Regions from separate parts of the Homo sapiens genome. Here region 2 is linked to region 1. A link is an interaction called in ENCODE POLR2A ChIA-PET data of the cell type or tissue named here. Cell type or tissue: PC-9. All regions are shown on one strand. Each heading gives the region's core, and the rest is flanking DNA. Links, peaks and the distances in the headings are about the cores only.

What was found. Peaks named below come from ENCODE experiments on the same cell type or tissue, not always from the same donor. Only the 100,000 strongest peaks of a DNase experiment are listed, where the experiment ranks them.
Region 2: POLR2A ChIA-PET joins it to region 1 with 6 read pairs; 2 of 35 experiments call an interaction of 5 or more read pairs at or near these places.

What each region holds. Positions count from the first base shown.
Region 1 is chr2:96,885,888-96,891,224 of GRCh38, forward strand. The region is part of intron 14 of FAM178B (family with sequence similarity 178 member B); the gene reads right to left. Among named protein-coding and RNA genes, the nearest start is that of SEMA4C, 18 kb to the left of the region's middle. RefSeq lists an enhancer at 1,715-2,270 and a silencer at 5,005-5,299. In PC-9, for the core only: no CTCF peak of the experiment used is centred there; DNase peaks (open chromatin) are centred at 564, 1,934 and 2,804; H3K4me3 peaks cover 951 bases; H3K27ac peaks cover 2,302 bases.
Region 2 is chr2:96,715,789-96,721,125 of GRCh38, forward strand. All of the region lies in intron 4 of LMAN2L (lectin, mannose binding 2 like), which reads right to left. Among named protein-coding and RNA genes, the nearest start is that of LMAN2L, 22 kb to the right of the region's middle. In PC-9, for the core only: no CTCF peak of the experiment used is centred there; no DNase peak of the experiment used is centred there; H3K27ac peaks cover 985 bases.

The DNA of each region.
Region 1 (5,337 bases), core at 150-5,149:
AGTGCATATGTGTCAGTGTGCGTGTGAGCGTGTAGAGTGGAGGGGGTCACTGACACCAGCCAGGGCGTTGCATAACCACCTGACAGAGCAATGGTTTCCCCATGGCTTCCCCTTCTTGTCTCGCTTTTTCACTTACTGAATTGTCTCCGCGGTGTTGGCACGTCTGGCCAGAGCCTGGGACTGCCCTCCTCATCCTTCCCACCAACACCAGAGCACAAGGCCACTGCCCGTGACTGAACCACAGGGATGCTGCACACGTCCAGGGATCCTGTCCTTTCCCTTCCTTTGTAAGAGTGTCCCAGCCTCCTGTCCCCTACACTCAGACCAAACTGTTCCATGGTGGTGACTCCAGCCCTGACTCGAGGGGTGAACGTGTATCCCAGGCTGGCCATTCACTGTATGCTAGCTTGCCAATGTGACTGGCTTAGAGACGGGCACCTGACCCAAACCAAGCCAATGAGACGCCATTCTGGTTACGATTCGAGGGCCGAAGCTCTTTCTTGTCCAGGAAGAGTTAAAGGATGAGGAGACCCAGGTAGAGTGTTAGGTTAGAAGCTGAGTCACTTGCCTAGGGCTGCTGAGGGAAGGCTGTTGAGCCTGGAGGAGGGGAGAGCCTGCCTGGGAAGGCGCCAAGGGCCAGAGCCCGGAGGAGGAGGGTGTGACACTGAGGTTTTTTGACACTGTTTAGCCCTTGGGTCCCTCTAAGTCTGATGAACTGTCCCAGGGCTTTCCAGGATTTGTGTTTGTGTTTCCGTCACTAAAAACTCCTGGCAAAGACAGGGAAGAAGGGACAGAAAACGTGATGCGCAGAGAGCACTTGAGAAGGCCATGGTCGGCCTGGGAGCTGTTCCTGCAGACTGAGGATGGCGTGTAAGGGACCTTCCCCACTGTGCTTGGCCGTCTTCGGTGCACAGCTGGGAGCCTCAAACACTGCAGCCTTGAACTTCTGGGCTCAAGCCATCCTCCCGAGTAGCTAGGACCATAGGCGTATGCCACCGTGTCGTGTTAACACCAAACCTGGCTCATTTTTAAAAAAAAACCTTTTGGCCGGGCGCGGTGGCTCACGCCTGTAATCCCAGCACTTTGGGAGGCAGAGGCGGGCGGATCACGAGGTCAGGAGATCGAGACCATCCTGGTTAACATGGTGAAACCCCATCTCTACTAAAAATACAAAAAAATTAGCCAGGCGTGGTGGTGGGCGCCTGTAGTTCCAGCTACTCGGGAGGTTGAGGCAGGAGAATGGCGTGAATCCAGGAGGCGGAGCTTGTAGTGAGCCAAGATCATGCCACTGCACTCCAGCCTGGGCAACACAGCGAGACTCTATCTCAAACAACAACAACAACAACAACAACAAACCGTTTGCAGAAATAAGGTCTCGCTATGTTGTGCAGGGTGGTCTATGAACACCTAGCTTCAGATGATCCTCCTGCCTCAACCTCTGAAAGTGCTGAAATTACAGGCTTGAGCCACTGTATCTAGACAGGGTGAGGCATTTCAGGGGGAGCCATGGGGGTTGTGCCTGAGGTGAGACTCTGGATTGACCCTAAAAGGTAGCTGTTCAAGTATGTGAAGCAAGATGTAAACAAGCCACGGGTTGAGCCATGCCCGTAGCAATCCAAGGACGGGAGAGACAGTCTGGGCTCCGCAGGAAGGAGGGACAGCAGGAGCAAAGACGCGGCGTTGAGAACAGAGCGTTTCTGGGAGAGCATCACTGCTTGGATTCAAATGTCGCAGTGTGATGTGCAGCAGTGAAGCCATGCATTGGGCCAGCTGGCGGAGGCTCTGGATTGCAGTTTCATACGATGTGACAGGCACTAGAGTCTATTTTCCTAACTCAGAACGAGAAGAAGATAATCCACAGCGTTGTCCAGGAAGAGTTAAAGGATGAGGAGACCCAGGTAGAGTGTTAGGTTGGAAGCTGATGAGTCACTTGCCTAGGGAGAGAGGCCCCGAAGGGTCTCCGGGAGGACTGGGCCTGGGTGGGGTGGGGCAGGGAGCAGGCCCGGGTGCTGCCAAGGCCCTGAGCAAAAGCTGGCTGAAGAATGCAAGCCTGCCTCCGCAGCTTAACTCTCTCACTTCAAGCCTGCCTCCGCAGCTTAACTCTCTCACTTCAAGCCTGCTCGTACACTTGCAAAGAAACCAGAATTTCTGGGACCCAAACAAAGCTGGCCTGAGCCTGGGCCCTGCCTGGCTTTGGGATGCCCAGAAGTACTGGCCTGTCCCCAGATCTGTAGAGGTCCCCCTCTCCTGGAGGGTCAGCTTCCCAGAGGCCATCTCTTTGAGGTTTATTTTTAAAGATGTCTGATGTTCTGTACTTTGGAGGAAGTAAGACAGAACCAACCACAGATTAGACAGGAGAGGAACTCACAAGTTCTGAATATCCATTTTCTGTTCCTCAAAACCAGTCGGTTTCCTCCCAGCCCTCCTGACCTTGGCCTGACCAAGGTCCCCAGCCCAGTGGGGCAGTAAGGAAGAGACAGACACTTCCAGGTGGGAAGGCAGAGAGCATGGCGAGAATGGAGAAAGAGGCTCCACCTGCCTTTCAGGGGGACAGAGGGTAAGTGGCCTGTGCCCAGGGGAACACATGTCCCATTGCTGGAGTTGAGCATGCCAGCAAGAGAGGGCAGAGGCAAGCACACAGCTGCCAGAGGGCAGCGGCCCCCTCCCTGCCTAGCCCTGCAGTGAGAGCCAGGCCTTTCTCCACAACCTCCCATTAAGGCGGCCCTTGGCAGGGTCACCCAGCACAGGGACAGACAACTGCAGTTACAGCAGCGGGAGCGAAGCAGTAAAACTTGTTTGCCAACTCTATCAACACACGCGGCACACCACAAGGATATACAGGAGATGTGCACAGCACGCACTTATGCACAAACACACAGCAGAGGCCACACCCTCTGCAGAACATGAGCAGAGCTACTCAGAATGAGCATGAACGCAGTGGAGTTGGCACAGCTGGGCTGAGTTTATCCCAGAGCATCACCCAATCCCTGGAGCACACCCCCCCTCCCCGCCAACAACTCCATTCTGTACAAATGCACTTCTCCAATAAACAAGCCACACATCCCCAGGCCTCAGGAGCATGAGCTGGGGACCTTAAGTGGTGTGCACCTCGAGAAAGCTGACTAGAGCCACTCGCGCTCAGTCGGGGGCCTTGATCTGGGTGGTGCCCCCGCAGGGACCATAACAGGTGCAGAACCCACAGACTGCCCCTTAGCTGTTATCCACTGGGGACATCATCTGGCTGGGAGGAGGACATGCCCAGAGGGCAGCTGGGGAGATGGGGACCAGGCTCCTGGTGCCTGACTCTGCCCCAGCTCTGGGACCATCCCCCTTTGTGGTCCTTAGTTTCTTTCCATACAATGGGAAATAATTAACAACTTCACAGTCCCCAAATTTAACCAACCGGGAGAAAAACTTCCATCCCACCATAAAGATCCTTGTACTATATGCCTCCCAAATCCCTAAGGGGAAAAACAGAATTAAAAAACCTCATCAATAGAACATCAGTAGGCCCGGTGCGGTGGCTCATACCTGTAATTCCAGCACTGTGGGAGGCCGAGGCAGGTGGATCACCTGAGGTCAGGAGTTTGAGACCAGCCCGGCCAACATGGTGAAACCCCATCTCTACAAAAATACAAAAATTAGCCGGGCATGATGGTGGGCACCTGTAATCTCAGCTACTTGGAAGGCTGAGGCAGGAGAATCGCTTGAACCTGGGAGGCAGAAGTTGCAGTGAACCAAGATTGTGCCATTGCACTCCAGCCTGGGTGACAGAGCAAGACTCTGTCTCAAATAAATAAATAAATAAATAAATAAATAAATAAATAAATAAATACAAAAAAAAATAGAGCATCAGTAGAGCAAAAAGAAAAGCAAGAAATGATAAGGAAGTGTGGTAACGAGGAGTATAATATGCAATAGCAGGTTTTGACAGCCAAAATATCAATAATCTCGATGGAATTGAATTGGGGCCCGTTGAGATGGCTCATGCCTGTAATCCCAGCACTTTGGGAGGCTGAGGTGGGAGGACTGCTTGAGCTCAGGAGTTTGTGACCAGCCTGGGCAACGTGACAAAACCCCATCTTTATTAAAAAAAAAAAAAAATTGGCTGGGCGTGGTGGCTCACACCTGTAATCCTAGCACTTTGGGAGGCCGAGGTGGGCAGATCACCTGAGGTCATGAGTTCGAGACCAGCCTGGCCAACATGGCAAAACCCGTCTCTACTAAAAATACAAAAATTAGCCAGGCATGGTGGCACGCGCCTGTAATCCCAGCTACTTGGGAGTCTCAGGCACGAGAATCGCTTGAACCTGGGAGGTGGAGGTTGCAGTGAGCCGAGATCCAGTCAGTCACTGCACTCCAGCCTAGGCGACAGAGCAAGACTCCGTCTCAATCAATCAATCAATCAAGCAATATAAATAAATAAATAATTAGCCCGGTGTGGTAGCATGTGCCTGTCCCAGCTACTTGGGACGCTGAGGTAGGAGGATCTATTGAGCCTGAGAAGGCGAGGCTGCAGTGAGCCTTGATGGCGCCACTGCATTCCAGCCTGAGCAATAGAGTGAGACAGGCCCTGTTTAAAAAAAAGAGTGAATAGGCCATGACCTCCATGACCCTGAGCCCTGAGGCTGGATAGAACACACCAGAAAACATCTGGCCAGATATGGTTTATACAAGTCAGCTACGAGGAAATAAACTGCCCCAAGAAGACCCTGGTTCTGGGTTGGTGGGCTCAGGTGGTAGCTTGGAGAGACAGTGGCAAATTGAGTCAAGTTATGCAATGTTTTTCTGCCTGCGGCCAAAAGAACAGTCTCCCTTGATTGCCTGGGAAGGCAACTGGGGCGAATTGGTATCCATGGGCCAAAGGGAGTACTTAGAGGCCAACTCTAAGTATTAAACTCTCCTGTGTTAACTCTCCCACAGGAAAACACCCTCTACCACTGTCAGCCAAATAAGCCCTCTGCCTCTCACATGGCTGTACCAGACCCCCAAGCATCACTCCAAACCAGATGTTTACTCTTCTCTGAGAATAAAGCCCAGATCAAACCAGGCATGCACAGGGCCATAGATAACCAAAAGCGGCTCAGCTTTGTTTTCTTTATCCAGAAGCTCTTCAAAATGCTAAAAACGTTATCAGCTCACTAAGCGGGATAGTCCACAGAAGCTCTTATAGTCCATATAAGCTCTGCCTGCTCAGCTAGGACTGTGGTCAAAGCCAGGACACACGGCCAGTGCAGGCATCTATGTTGCCCCTGATTCACTCCAGTTCCTGACCCCCATGCACAGCTGCAGCAGGAGCTCATGGCTTCCTTTGCTGAAGTACTTGGTGCTTTCCCA
Region 2 (5,337 bases), core at 199-5,198, 170 kb before region 1:
AATTCCAAATGGCCTCTGTAATTAGGGAGACCTGAGTTCTAACTGCAGTTATGTCACTTATAGCTGTGTAACCCTTCGGTGGATTACATCACCTCTTTGAGATTCTATTTCCTCACTGTAAACAGAACAATACAAAGCTCACAGGGTTCATTATGAAGATGAAATGAGATATGCGAAGCATTTAGTACAATGTCTTGGTGTTCAGGAGGGAGTCAATAAACATTCAATCAGTGACTAGTGTATTTCTAGATACAAATATCGTTCACAGGTACTCATATATATATAAACACAAAGCCAAACATACATCTTCTAAAGCACGAATTCCCAGACCACTGGCTGTGATCAACCATTAATATTTCCAAAAATATTTTGGAGAGTATTAGATTTGGCTTCTTTTTATTGCCTACTAAAAATATTAAAATACAATAATGACAGAACAATCATCTATAATAAACATCATTTTACAAAGGGACACTTTAACACCAAAAGATGAGAGAGAACAATGTAATTTCATAATGAAACAACTGAATACATTTAGCACTTAAGAAAAAGAACTTCATTATTATGATTCTTGCACCAGTGAAAACTCTGTTACCACACAACTGGAGTTCATACACTGGCATCTAGGAGCCACTCTTTTAGAGCAGTGTTTCCATCTCAAACCATACCATTGTCTAGTAAGCTGACCATTTGCTTTTGGGAACCCAGATGTGAAGAAGTGAAGGAGGGGAGAGGAAGAGAGAACAGAACTAAGATGTTTGCAAAATGTCCCTTAGGAATCCACTGAATGGTGTGAATAATAGCTGGTGTTTATTGAGCACTTAGTCTGTGCCAGGCACTGAACTCAGTAATGAGCCCTTCTGCATTTAATTCTCACAATCCTATGAGGTAGTATCAGTACTCCTCATTTCACAGGTAAAAAACTTGTCCAGGATAACACAGGCATTAAGTAGTGAAATCAGGATTTGAAACCAAGTATTCTGGCTCCAGAGCCCTGACTCAATCACTGGGATACACTGCTTTCAATATCTCTCAATATGGAAAAATGTTTCATATGTATTATTTTTTTAAAATCAGGTCTAAACAGTATGTACTCTGAAGCACAAAGAGAACGCTGAGAATAGTTCCAGATTAAAGGAGAGTAACAACTGAATACAACACAGGATCTGGGACTTTCTTTCATTATAAAGGACATATTGGGACAATAGGTGAAATATGAATAAGGCCTGCAGATTAGATAATGGTATTGTTACAAATGTTAACTTCCTGATTTTGATCACTGTGCTGTGGCTACATAAAATAACTTTTTTTTTTAAACACACACACACACACAAGTATTTAGGATTAAGGAGACATCATGAGAGCAATTTACTCTTAGTTCAGAAAAAAAGACACACAAGCACAAACATACACGCAAGACACATACACACAGACACACACACACAAAGAAAGAGGTTAAAGAAAAGGATGGCCAGGTGTGGTGGCTCACACCTATAATCCCAGCACTTTGGGAAATGAAGGTGGGAGGATTGCTTGACCCTAGGAGTTTGAGACCAACCTGGGCAACATGGCAAAACCCCATCTCTACAAAAAGATAGCTGGGCTTGGTGGCATGCACCTGTAGTCCCAGCTACTTGGGAGGCTGAGATGGGAGGCTCTATTGAGCCTGAGAAGTTGAGGCTACACTAAGCTGTGATTGTGCCACTGCACTCCACCCTGGGTGACAAAACCAAACCCTGTGTCGGAAAAAAAAAAAAAAAAAAAAGGACGGCCAGGCGCAGTAGCTCACACCTGTAACCCCAGCACTTTGTGAGGCCGAGGCAGGTGGATCACCTGAGGTCGGGAGTTCGAGACCAGCCTGACCAACACGGAGAAACCCCGTCCCTATTAAAAATACAAAATTAGACGGGCATGGTGTCATATGCCTGTAATCCCAGCTACTCAGGAGGCTGAGGCAGGAGAATCGCTTGAACCCAGGAGGCAGAGGCCACAGTGGGCCAAGATCGTGCCACTATACGCCAGTCTGGGCAACAAGAGCAAAACTCTGTCTCTAAAAAAAAAAAAAAAAATAGGGACAAAGCAAATGTAGTAAAACATTAACATTTTCGGAAATCTGGGTGAAGAACATTCCAAAATTCTCTTGTTATATTTTTTCCCCCTAAAGGACCAACTTTTTTTTCTTTTGAGATGAAGTCTCACTCTTGTCCTCCAGGCTGGAGTGCAATGGCGCGATCTCGGCTCACTGCAACCTCCACCTCCCGGGTTCAAGCGATTCTCCTGCCTCAGCCTCCCAACTAGCTGGGATTACAGGCACCTGCCACCAAGCCCGGCTAATTTTTGTATTTTTAGTACAGACAGGGTTTCACCATGTTGGCCAGGCTAGTCTCAAACTCCTGACCTCAGGTGATCCACCCGCCTTGGCTTCCCAAAGTGCTGGGATTACAGGCGTGAGCCACTGTGCGTGGCCGGTTGTATTCTTATAACTTAATCATAAGCACAAAATTATTATCAAATAAAGATTAATCTGAATCTAGTATTTACCATACAATTTTTCTGCTTTTCTCAATTTTTCTATATATCTGCAATTTTTTAAACATTTAAAAAGGTTTTAAAAACAGTATTTACAACATGATACAATGTCTTTGTTTTTAAAGATGTTTGTACGCTTTTGTTTTTTCAGCATTTTCTAATTCTCCTGTAATGTATATAAAAATAATTAACAAAACAAATGCCTTCTACTAGATGCTACTAAATGTGAAGCATCTCCCACCACACCTCCATTTCATCCTCCCTGGGATCACTAGCGGAACACACTGTCACTTACACACGTAGACCTGTCACTTTTTCAAAGCTGTATAAGCTGCTGGTCCTACAATAATCTTCATCTAGCCCTTTATGCAGAAATCCAGACAAAGAGGAGACAATACCCATCCTATTTAAAGTGAAAAGAAGATCAGTGAGATTCGTTACACATTACTAGGCAGCCTGAGAAGGCCCTTGCTCTGTAAGCCCCCAGACTCCCACAAAGCTATGCTAGGGACTCTGTCCCCAGGACTCACAGCTTCTCAACTGGAGGACACAGAAAAGTGGCACTTCCAGGTCTGGAAACCTTCATATAATTGAATATCATCACGCTCTCTTAAGAAACTCACGGAATGATCTCAATCTCATTTATCTTAGTCCTCAAATCAAGTAATTTGAGGACTTCAATAAAGAGTACTCCAAAATCAGGAGACTAAATTTGAGGTGTGCCCCAAGCACTGACCTTTATAACCTACCCACCCAGATTACAAGTACCAAGTTTCAGAATAGAGCCCATTATGTATGTCTTTATTTCACTGCTGACCATCATTCTGATAGTATGTCAATACTTCTTGTTAATGAGAAGAGCCATCAATTCTATAGAACAGGAGATCTTCAGATCTCCTAAAATCATGTCAACTCTTCTGTGTACATGCCTCTTTCTTGGGTCCAACACTTTAATCAGAGTCTCGAAAGGGTCAAAGCCCAAAGAAAAGAACTAACCCAGGAATAAGCATCCTCTGGAGCACTGGCCCTTGCTTTCTTCCTTTCTCCCTCTTTCACTGTCTCAGAAAAGAAACATGTTAAAATTCTCTCTGCCAACAGTAAAGAGACCACTTTGGGATCAGTGTCTTCATCAAGACAAAGACTTAAGGGGACTGAGTGTGGTGGCTCATGCCTGTAATCCTAGCACTTCGGGAGGCCAAGGGAGGAGGTCACTTGAGTCCAAGAGTTCAAGACCAGCCTTGAAAACATAGCAAGACCGTATCTCTACAAAAAAAAAAAAATTTTTTTTCTTTTTTTGACACAGAGTCTCACTCTGTTGCCCATGCTGGAGTGCAGTGGCGTAATCTCGGCTCACTGCAACCTCCGCCTCCCAGGTTCAAACAATTCTTCTGCCTCAGCCTCCCAAGAAGCTGGGATTATAGGCATGCGCCATATCCCAGCTAATTGTTGTATTCTTATTAGAGACAGGGTTTCACCATGTTGGCCAGGCTGGTCTCGAACTCCTGACCTCAAGTGCTGGGATTATAGGCATTGGCCACTGCACCTGGCCAAAAAAAGTAAAAATTAACCTGGCATGATGGCCACCTGTAGTCCCAGTTATTCAGAAGGCTGAGGCAGGAAGACTGCTTAAGCCTAGGAGTTCGAGGCTGCAGTGAGCTATCACTGTGCCACTGCACTCCATCCTGGGCGATAGAATGCAAGACTCAGTCTCAAAAGAAAAAAAAAAGACTTGAGGAAATGTTTTTTTAACTGGATGGCATGGTATTGTTAAATTTTCTTCCAGTTCAAAGGAGGAAAAAACAATCATCACATCAAAAAAAAGTATGAGGAGTATCTCAAAGTATGGGGAATACCTCAAAAACAACTCCCAAGCTCTTCTCCCCACTCTCTAGCTATTTCTGCCTCCCCAGGGGTGAGGCCCAAACATCTCACAGAAAAGAATGAAGGCCAAGACCGCAACGGTTACACTCTGTGCTCTCATTCCAGGAAGGCCTCTTCTCATTCATTACGCTCTGATTTCAACGGAAGCACATTGTAGCTCCAAGATTGCTACTGACTTCCCTGCAACTTTTCACCAACATCTGGGTAGGTTTGTGTGAGAAAGTGATGATCATCAGCTGATGACTTGATAGTGCAAGATAATCAGGTTATCTTTACCTTTTTTTTTTTTTTGATTTTTTGTAGAGATGAGGACTTGCTATGTTGCCTAGGCTGGTTTCAAACTCCTGGACTCAAGCTATCTTCCTGCCTTGGCTTCCCAAAGTGCTGGGATTATAGGCACGAGCTACTGTGCCTGCCCACTGGTGATCTTTTAATCAACATTAAAAAATAACTACAATACAGCCAGGCGCGGTGACTCACGCCTGTAATCCCAGTGCTTTGGGAGGCTGAGGCGGGCAAATCACAAGGTCAGGAGTTCGAGACCAGCCTGGGCAACATGGTGAAACCTCGTCTCTACTAAAAATACAAAAATTAGCCAGGCGTGGTGGCAGGCACCTGTAATCCCAGCTACTCGGAATGCTGAGGCAGGAGAATCACTTGAACCTGGGAGATGGACGTTGCAGTGAGCCAAGATCACGCCACTGCACTCCAACCTGGGCGACAGGGTGAGACTCAGTCTCAAAAAAAATAAATAAAATAAATAACTACAACACTGAGATATAATTCACAGTCCACACAATTCACTTAAAGTATATAATTCAATGGCATTTAGTATATTCAGAGTTAAGATTATGATTACCACAACCAATTTTAAAACATTTTCATCACCCCAAAAAAAAATCTCATGCCCACTAGTAGTCACTCTCC